Linked DNA regions of Homo sapiens: region 1 is linked to region 2. The links are chromatin loops, found by intact Hi-C in ENCODE. Cell type or tissue: breast epithelium. All regions are shown on one strand.

Evidence for each region. Hi-C counts contacts between places; a loop is a spot of excess contacts. Peaks named below come from ENCODE experiments on the same cell type or tissue, not always from the same donor. Only the 100,000 strongest peaks of a DNase experiment are listed, where the experiment ranks them.
Region 1: a loop joins it to region 2, with 17 times the contacts of the local background. A loop is called at or near these places in 1 of 110 quality-filtered maps.

What each region holds. Positions count from the first base shown.
Region 1 is chr17:7,905,284-7,910,283 of GRCh38, reverse strand. CHD3 (chromodomain helicase DNA binding protein 3) reads right to left here. Exons shown (of 40, transcript NM_001005273.3): 27 at 4,578-4,663; 28 at 4,295-4,428; 29 at 3,587-3,731; 30 at 3,253-3,415; 31 at 3,037-3,158; 32 at 2,796-2,931; 33 at 2,582-2,683; 34 at 2,265-2,390; 35 at 1,774-1,882; 36 at 1,455-1,587; 37 at 946-1,141. It also overlaps SCARNA21. Among named protein-coding and RNA genes, the nearest start is that of RNF227, 8.5 kb to the left of the region's middle. In breast epithelium, no CTCF peak of the experiment used is centred here; no DNase peak of the experiment used is centred here.
Region 2 is chr17:8,425,512-8,430,511 of GRCh38, reverse strand. It overlaps a transcript of NDEL1 not described here. Among named protein-coding and RNA genes, the nearest start is that of NDEL1, 7.9 kb to the left of the region's middle. In breast epithelium, no CTCF peak of the experiment used is centred here; no DNase peak of the experiment used is centred here; H3K27ac peaks cover 953 bases.

The DNA of each region.
Region 1 (5,000 bases), 520 kb after region 2:
TCAAGAAAGTAAAAGAAGTAGATGGAAAACAGAAGCAACTCAGGGGAAAAGAAAAAGTGTCAGGAAAAGAGACAGAGAGACCAGATTACCACAGAAGACAGATGGAGAGAAAGAAGAAAGAAAAAGGGAGCATGGAGGAAAGGAAGATGGGGGGACATTGGAAGACATGGGGGCGGGGAGTTGTCAGAACATCTCATACTGGAAGAGCAAGGTTTGGGGTTGGGGATGATGGGGAGGAAATAGTCAGGAGGCATGGGAGGTGGTAAGTGTCAAAGCTTTAAGGAATCACGGTTTTAATATGTAAGGGGAGAGGGAGGTTAGAAGGTCAGTATTACAGATTCAAGGAATTAGAACAGGGATCAAAGGGGCCAGGAGTCAGTGACTACACCAGGCAGGATTAGATGGTTAGAGGGCTTTGGGATATAATCTCTATCAATGGCAAGGTGAGAGGGGGTAGGAGGAAAGGTCGAAGGTCAAAGGGAAGTTTCATGGGGTAAGGCCAGAGGGTTGGATGGGTGGTAGTTTCTGCCTTATGGGGTGAAACACATGTGAGGGAATGTGATTTGTTTGATCACAGCCAGGGATCTGTATGGTGCATTCACAGTCCAAGGCCCCTAACTGGATGATGTTAAGCAGTATGGCAGGCATGCAGTTCCACTGCCAGTGAAGAGGCCCCACTGTGTGGAGGGGACACAGAGGCTGGGGCAGGTCCCTCTATTGGGCACGGATGTGAATGCTATCAGACATGGATGAGGGTTGGCTTGCACAAGTCCTAGAGGCTAAAATCCAAGGGGGTGCCAGGTCGGTAGGAGTGGGGTTAGAGGTCAGAGGGGGATGGTTCAGCAGGTAGAGGGGTCAGGGGGTGGGAAGATTTTGAGGGGTGCGGGGTGAAGACTTACGCAGCGTTGTGGGCCCTCCCCCGCGCGGGGCCGCCGCGGCCCTTACCCTTGTGCAGGACGGCGTTGGCCGGCTTGTTCCCCGCCAGCGACTCCTTGGAGAGGTGCTGGTGGCTCTCGGCCAGGCACTCGGCCTCGGCGAAGCGGGCGTGGAGGGCCATGGCGGGGTGCGCCGGCTCCTGCGACAGGTTCAGGTAGGCCGCCCGCCGCAGCTGCTCCTCAATCACCAGCGCCTGCTCCAGGAGCTGAGGGCACAGAGTTGGGAGGTGAAGGTAGGGCTCTGCCAGCAGTGGGTGAGGGGCTGGGGGGGCGGACATAGCAAGAGACCCACCCTGCCCTCACTGCTGGCCCAGGGCACTCCCAGCTCCAAACCGACTGCGAACCTAGCAGCAACCCTGACCCAGATCACACTCCCAAGCACAAGGTTACACTTTGGTCTTGGCCCCAGGTATCACCTCAGCCCTGAAGGTGTTAACCTTCCCTAGGTTCCAACTAGATCTGGTCTCACTTCTGACCCAAGCCCGTCTATAACCCGCTCCTTTCCTCCCTCATTCCCACCTTGAACCTCCGGGCCAGGAACTTATTTTTCATCTCCAGAAAGTTCCCCTTATTGGCTTCAGTTTTAAATGGCTCGTTGATAATGGCAAATTGAGCATCATTCTGGATGTCCTGCCACCGTGCATAGCCATGGCTACCAATGAAGGAAAAGGAACCATCAAGGAATTTAACAGGAATGGGCTTGGCTTTGAACACTTCTTCCTTTTGGCTTGACTCCCCAAAGTGTGGCACTAGCCCTGTCCCTGGGTGTGAAATCATCTTTTTTTTTTTTGCCAGCTTGAGAGAACCTTTTCCTTCTTGCATGTGTATCAAAGGATACAGGACAATCCCAGCCAGAAGCCAATAGTCATGTCTTCTGTGCCAGATCTCATTGAGTTTCCCCGAGGAAATAGCTGCCCGTTCCTCATTCTGCCACAGTGTGTGAAGCTCTGCAAAGAAGGCAGCAGACAGAAGAGGTAACAGGGTTTTGCAGACTGCACTCAGTCCAACAGACAGGTAGAGATGGAGAAACTGAATAATGAAAGGGAACTAAGGGCTCCTGAAGAGGAATGGGTAAAGGTTAGGTTTGGAACAAACTCAGTTCTAACCAGGTTCGTTAGAATTAAGAATAAAGGTGGGATTAGGGCCAGCTTTGGAGTTAAGAGGGATACTTAAGAAAGATTTAGAGCAAGGATCGGAGTCAGCATGCAACATACTTCATTGGAAGTTACTTGGAATTAAAGGTAGCAGGAAGCCTCAGGCAAAACGAGAAACCCCATGAGGATGAGCAGATCCCCTTGAGGAGCAGAAAGCAGCGAGAGTCTCCCCAACCTGTGAAGCCACCATCGGCGATATTGAACATGAACCGGGGCTTCTCTGTCTTTTCCTCTCGTCGCCCATTGGACCGTGGCTCATCTCGAGGCCCTGGTCGAAGCTCCCGGTCACCTTTTACATCTTCTGCTAGGACAGACAGGTCAAAGCTCACACCTCAGGACACCCTCCTCCCAGGTCCCAAGACTACTATCTGTACTGTACTGTACTGGCCTTTCAAACAGCTACCCGCCCAGGACCCAAGCATTCGGTTCCCCAGACTCCACCTCCCCTGATGCCCTCTGGGACCCAGGTGTCCGGTCCCTTCCACCCATTACCTCTCTTGCCCAAATCCCCTGTTTCCCCCTCCGGCCTCTCCCTGTGTTCCTGTCCATCCAACGGCTTCTCCTCCCCCCTTTCTCCTGGCGTCGACTCTGTGGCTGTGGGAGGGGGTAGGGGATAGGAAGGGAGGATGTTACCCTCATCCCCTGACCCCAGAAGAGGGAAATCCCAAATTCTAATCCCCCATCACTCCTAAGGCCATGCACCCACCTGACTTCTCTCTGTCCCCACGGTACCCAGGTTCAGGCTCCATCTCTCCAGGCACCCCTGGCACCTCATCCTCTAGAGGAATCTTCCTTGGCTCCAGCCGCTCCCCAAGTGATGGGGCTGGGCTGGGGGCATCAGCCTGGAAGAGGACAATGGGGTCAGGATGAGCCAGAGGGCTCCCAGGTACCTGGCCTCCAAGCCCCCTCCCCTCCCGCTCCACAGGGGAATCCAGGGAGCCACACACCTCTGTCTCCATCTTCTCCCCAATTCTGCTGTTCTTCTCTGGCTTTTCCTCCTGGTTTTCAGCTTCCTCCTTCTCAAGAGGTGTCCTTATGCCTTCTCCTTTCTCACTTGGAGCTGGAGTAGCTGCAGGGGAAGGCACAGTGATAAAGACAGAGATTCTCCCGCCCTGACTCCTGGCTCCCTTTCTGTCTCTCCCACCATCCTGACTTCTGATTACCAGGTTTAGAGGTGCAGGGACTGTTGGTAGCAGAAGCCTCAGGAGTGGTGGGAGACGTTTTGGTAGGAGAGGAGGCTCTGGAGGAGCGCTTAGAATCGGCGCTGGGGTCAGGCATCAGTTCCGGCATTGACCAACGCCCATTGATGTGCTCAAACTCCTGCACCTGGGGTGGCAGGGTGGGAGGGTTAGGTGTCAGCTCCAGGCGCTTACAGACAGGAAGCTCCAGTCTCCTCCGTCTCACACCAGCGCAAGCTTACAACTCAGGGACAGAGGCAGAGGAAGGACAGAGACTAGGCAGCCAGCTTGATTCTTTGGGTGACAGGAAGACTGATACCTTCTTTTTGACGAGAGACATGACTCCAATGCGGGTCAACACCTGCTGGCGACTCAGTCCCTCCCGAGGGACCCCATCGGCAAAGGTTTCAGAGCCGTCTGCCCCAGGCTCACACAGATGGCGCATGAACAAAGACACATAGGCCCTAAGGAGCATGGGAGTGGGAGGAGGGTTAGGGGAGCCACAGAAGGGGTATAGGGCAGTGAGGGAGGCGCGAGGATGACTGAGGACCCCCAAACCCCCAAATCCCCAGGTGCTCCAGGGCTCCTCCCCTGGGCCTCTCACTCTCACCATTACCAGCCCTCCAAGTCCTAACTGTCCCCCTGCGCCCCACCCCTGGGTCTTTCCCTTTGGCCTTGGTACTTAATTCCTGGGCCCCATCAGTCAGCTCTTCATCCTTTCCACCAGCTCCTCCTGCCAGGTTATTGTGGTCAAGTAAATGTGAGGCTAGGACAGCCCAGGAGAGGCTCCTTGCTTCAACGCCCCTCCCCTGGGGAGGATGCCTGGCCCCTCTACTCTAGGCTCGGCTGAGGGGAGGTGGAGTGGGCTGAGACCACCCCCCAGGAAATCGAGCCAGGAAGTATTGTATGACAGGGAGGGTGATAATCAGTTGAGTAAGGTCACATCATATGGCGGCCCCAAGGAAGAAAGGAACACCCAAAGCTCTTCCCCTTGCGTCCAACTCAGCCCTGTATCACCCACACTCACTTAAACTCCTTCTCAGTCTTGCCCCTCAGGTCCCGCACCAGCCACTGTGTGGTGAAGGCATCCTGTGGTGGCATCCCCCAGCGCATCACAGCATTGAGGAAAGCCTTCCGCTGACGGGTGTTGAAGCCCAGCACCTGAGGGTGGGAGCAAGGAGGCAATGGCGACAAATGTCTAGGGTTCTTAGGTCTTGTCCTTTCTACCTTCAGTGATCCAGGCACCAACTTCCAACCTCCTGCCCTCATGCCCTCTTGGAGAACTCAGGAACACTGGGCCCAGCTCTCACCTCAATGTTGCCCCCGACTCGGGCCAGCAGTGGAGGCAGTGGCTTATCTTTCTCATTCCGGAGCTGCCTCTTTGACTGTCTACGCCCTGAGGGTGGGGATGACATCAGTTAGCTGAGCCACCACCTCCTCTAAGCCTCAGTCCTCCTTAGCACCCCATTCCCACAAGATACACAACACAGGAACATTCCTGTCACGTTTGAGGTGCTCCCAATTCTCTCCCAAGCACTTCAGAACTACTAACCCACTAAGTCTAAAAGAACCAGTCATATTTTAAAATTAACAGCTGATATCTGACAAAGGCCCAGATTACCAGTGGGAATGGAAAATGATATGGCCTTTCTGGATCTAGCCTATGTGGTCACACACACCGAAGTTTACTAGCAGAGAGACTATGAATATTTCTTCCTTTCTGCTCATCTGCA
Region 2 (5,000 bases):
TAAGAGAGATCTGGGTACAAGCCCGAACCCTAGCTAGTAAAGATGCTGGACTTCGGCCACATCACACACTCACAGAAGGTGATATGTAATGCACACAGGCCCACTGTGGAAATTCTGACGAGATGGGGCATACTTAACTCTACTGAATCAGGTGAGCAAGACATCTCAAAATCAGCTTCAACCTAATCTCTCTCTATTCCTTTGGCCAGCATTTTTTGCTAATCTCTAAGGGTATAGATCTAGCTGGGCAAGGGACACCCACTGACTGGCCAGTTGCTAATGGTCTGGCAGATATGTCCACCAGATGTCCCACCACCACCTCCAGCTCTACATGCCGAAACCCCAAACAGATTTTCCTTTGCCCCAACAGAAATTTCCAAAACAATTTTCATGTTTCTGCCAATGGTGCCATCATTCCAGTCAGTGAAGCACAAGGCACTCATCAAATCCCCCTAATCATTTCCCTCCCCAGCTTGCATCTCACGCATGTGGTCACCAAAGCCCAAAGACTTTCCCTTCCTAAACTCAAGTAAATCTAGTCATATTTCAGTACTTTCTTCCCACATCGCCCATAATCCAAAGTTTCTTATTTGTCTGTCCCTCTCTCCCCAAACTTCTCTCCCTCGAATTTCTTCTTGTTTCAGCCCAGCAGTCCACACATAACCATAAGAATAATCTTTCTAAAATCTCACTGTATGCAGAGCATCCCTGCCTCCAAAACTTGTTTTGGCATCTTGTTACCTTTGTGATAAGGAACAAAGTAGTCTCATACTCAAGGCCTTCCCAAAGCAACTCCAGCCCACTTCTACGGTCTATATCCTATGGATCACCTCTCTAGGTCTGGCCAGACCCACCAGCATGGTCCCCCAAATAGATGATTCCCTTCCTCTATGGGCCTATCTTGTTGACTTCCCCTGCCCTTTACACTGCAGCTGCTGCCTAGGCTTGGCCAACCCACCTTCTCCTCTGCCTTTTGAAGTCTCACTCATATGCTAGCTCCTCCAGGAAGCCTTCCCTGATACTCAAAGTCCCAAAGTGAGCACTCCTTCCTCTGAGCTCACATGGAGCTCTACACAGTTCACAAGAGACTTATTAAACATGGCCTTTTGGTTACAGAGATGTCCAATCTCCCCCAAGAAACCAAAACTCACTGAGTGTAGGGACAGTGTTGATTGTCTTAATATATCCCCAGCAACAGGCACTTAGCAAACACTCATTTAATATGCTTCAACGAAAGTGAAAGAATGAACCAATGGTCTGGTGGCTATAACTTCAAAGGCAAGACTGACAGAACATTCTGGAAAATACCCCAAATCCTGAAAAAAGTCACCATAGACAGAGATTTTCGCTGGTATGAAAGGCTGAACTTAGATGATATAGGTTACAAAGGAACTAAGATTTGGGTCATAGGCAACTATGCCTTTTCTCTAGCCTAAATCTTAAACCCAGGCCATAGCGTCTATAATCCCTAATGCAATATCCTTTGCTTTTGTAATTAAATAATATTAATAATAATGTGTTTTTAAAATCTTAAAAATAGGCCGGGCGCGGTGGCTCATGCCTGTAATCCCAGCACTTTGGGAGGCCAAGGCAGGCAGATCACAAGGTCAGGAGATCGAGACCATCTTGGCTAACACGGTGAAACCCCGTCTCTACTAAAAATACAAAAAATTAGCCGGGCGTGGTGGCAGGAGCCCGTAGTCCCAGCTACTCGGGAGGCTGAGGCAGGAGAATGGTGTGAACCTGGGAGGCGGAGCTTGCAGTGAGCCGAGATCATGCCACTGCAGTCTGGCCTGGGTGAAAGAGACTCCATCTCAAAAAAACAAAAATCTTAAAAATATACACTTGGGGCCAGGCATGGGGGCTCACACCTATAATCCCAGCACTTTGGGAGGCCAGGGTGGTCAGATCACGAGGTCAGGAGTTCGAGACCAGCCTGGCCAGTATGGTGAAACCCCATGTCTACTAAAAATACAAAAAGTAGCCGGGTGTGGTGGCACATGCCTGTAATCCCAGCTACTCGGGAGGCTGAGGCAGGAGAATTGCTTGAACCTGGGAGGCGGAGGTTGCAGTGAGCCAAGGTCACACCACTACACTCCAGCCTGGGCAACAGAATGAGACTCTGTCTCGGAAAAAAAAAAAAAAAAAATACACACACACACACACACACACACACACACACACACACCACACACACTTGAGCCTTGAGGCGAGAAGTGGTTTTATATAGAGAGAAAAGTCTTTCATTCATTAGCAAGGAGTTTAGTGCCTGCTGAGGACCAGGCACTGTTCTAAGCCATGGATATCCCACCACAACTTTAAAAAGCACCCCCAACCCCTACCCAATATAATTAGCTTATATTCTAAAGGGAAAATAGACAACAAGCAAGCAGACTAATCTATTTCTGCCAGGTCATGAGAAATGCTATAAAGAAAAACAACCATGGCAAAGGATATAGTGTGGCAGGGCTGCTCCCTGAGTGAAAATAGGGCTTCATATTCATAGGATTCTCTTCCTCCGTAAAGTTGTCAAGGCCCTTAAAACCAAAGACTGCAATATAAGATGTAACCAAGATGTGAAATTTTAAAAGAACATAAAAGTACATGCAAATGCCTTAAATAGAGAAATGCATCTTAATTTTTCATCATAACACTTGTCACTGAGTGGGCACTCAATAAATATTGGTCGTATAAATGGCTTGCTGGGCAGTCCACAGAATGCCAGAGCCTTCAACCAGGAGATTAATTTCCCCCTCCAAGACTTTGGGTGGTTTTATTGTTTGTCTGTTTTTTGTTTTTGTTTTGAGACAGAGTCTTGCTCTGTCGCCCAGGCTGGAGTGCAGTGGCGCGAGCTTGGCTCACTGAGACCTCTGCCTCCCAGGTTCAAGCGATTCTCCTGCCTCAGCCTCCCGCCCCCGAGTAGCTGGAACTATAGGCCTGCACCACCACACCCAGCTAATTGTTTGTATTTTTAGTAGAGACGGGGTGTCACCATGTTGGCCAGACAGGTCTTGAACTCCTGGCCTCAAATGATCTGCCTGCCTCGGCCTCCCAAAGTCCTGGGATTACAGGCATGAGCCACCATGCCCAGCCTCCCTTCCAAGACTTTGAATGGTAACCAACTCATGTCCGATTCAAAAATGCTCACTATGGTTCGGTCCCTGACCCAGCCAGCCACAAACAGCCAGCCTGGGCTATTCCTATACCCAGGAATAGCCCAAAGGGAAAGAAGGTTCTATTTGTTGTCTTTATTGCATCCTCATTAGCTTCTGGAGCAAACAGAGCTCACCGACCACTCAAAGCAGCTCAGACTCCCAAACCTCAGCTCTCCCATCAGTTTATCCCCACACTTTCAAACTCCAGTTGGCTGTAAGTCAACAGAAAGGCTGGAATTGGGTAGAGATGAATTTGCTATGCAGTGTCTTAGGTTCCAAGCCCCCTTCCCTTTCCTTCCCTTTCCACTGTGCCTGAGAATGCGGCCTGCTTCTGGCCCTTGGCTCCCTTGCCAGGAAGGTGCTTTGCCTTGTGCAGGCCGCCAGGTGTAGCCTGCTGGAAGGTGGCTTTTAGAAAAGAGAAAAATGAGAACAGTTTAGGTTGCGGCTGAAACAGGCCTTCCTATGAAGGTCCTGCCCTGGGTGATGGTACCTGGAAAGAAAGAGACCTCATCCTTATCTGGGGGGTAAACTGAGGTTTCAAGAGCCTTTAATCCCCTATTGAGGTTTGTCTGGCCTTTTCTCCCCTATTGATGGAACTTGATACCCTGCCATGCTCCCATGAATCTCTGGCTGGTCCTAATTTCTTCCCAGAAGGCTCCCTTAACTGTGGACTTCCTGCTGATCTGGAACCTCACGGTTTTCCTGACTTCCCCAAGCTTCAGGCTTCACTATCATCCTTGGCTCTCATCCCGACCACGTGACAGGCACTACCCACACCCCAGAGTGGCAGCTGCCTCCCAAGAAAAGGATGGCATGACACTGTTAATTGCCCATTGGGTTAACACCTGGCAACCCCAAGGGCTGTTGACATCACACCTCCATAAACAGTGTGACTGTCCCTGGGAAAAAATGATATGTGCTCACATACCTTTATACAGACAAGGTGGCGCCAGGTTTACCTACTCCCAAACTAGACTAATGAAATGACGGGGCTGAAAAGAAATGGAGTGTTTCTTACCAGTCTAAGCTTATTAAGCAATTTTAGCCCGATTCCCATTACCAGGTAAGCCAATGAGTCAAAGTTGCCAGGACCAAAAGATCATGCTTCCAACCATTCAACAAATATTTAATGAGGGCCTGGCCCTGTTCTAGATGCCTGGCATAGCACAATTAACAAAAGAAGCTAAATTCTTTCCTTCCTGGAGATTTTCTAAAAATGAAAAAACAAAAAGAAGGAAAATAGAAGGGAAACAGAAATAGACAGAGAGGCTGGGCTCAAGGGCTTACTCCAGTAATCCCAACACTTTAGGAGGCTAAGGTGGGAGGATCACTTGAGGCCAGGAATTCAAAACCAGCCTGTGTAACATGGCGAGACCCATCTCCACGTAAATTTAAAAATTAGCTGGGCAAGGTGGCTTACATTTGTAATCCTAGCTATTCTGTAGCCTGAGGTGGGAGGATGGCTGGAGGCCAGGGATTTGGGGCTGCAGTGAGCCATGATTGTACCATGGGTTGGTTGCCTGGGTAACAGAGCAAGACCTTAACTCAAAAAAGAAAAAAGAAAAAAAAAAAAGACAAAGAACCCTGAGTATGCCAGCAGTAACAAGTGCTAAGGAGAAAAAATTAGTCAAGGTTTTTTTAATATTTTACATTTAAGGTAGCATCTAGGGCAGCGGCCATGACTTATTTATCTCTGGCCCCAATGCCTGGCATGTTATGGGCAGTTAACATTTATTCAATGAATAAAAGCTTTCAATGATTTTTTTTTTTTTTTTGAGACAAGGTCTCACTCTGTCACCAAGGCTGGAGTGCAGTGGTTCTCTCACAGTTGACTGCAGCCTTGAC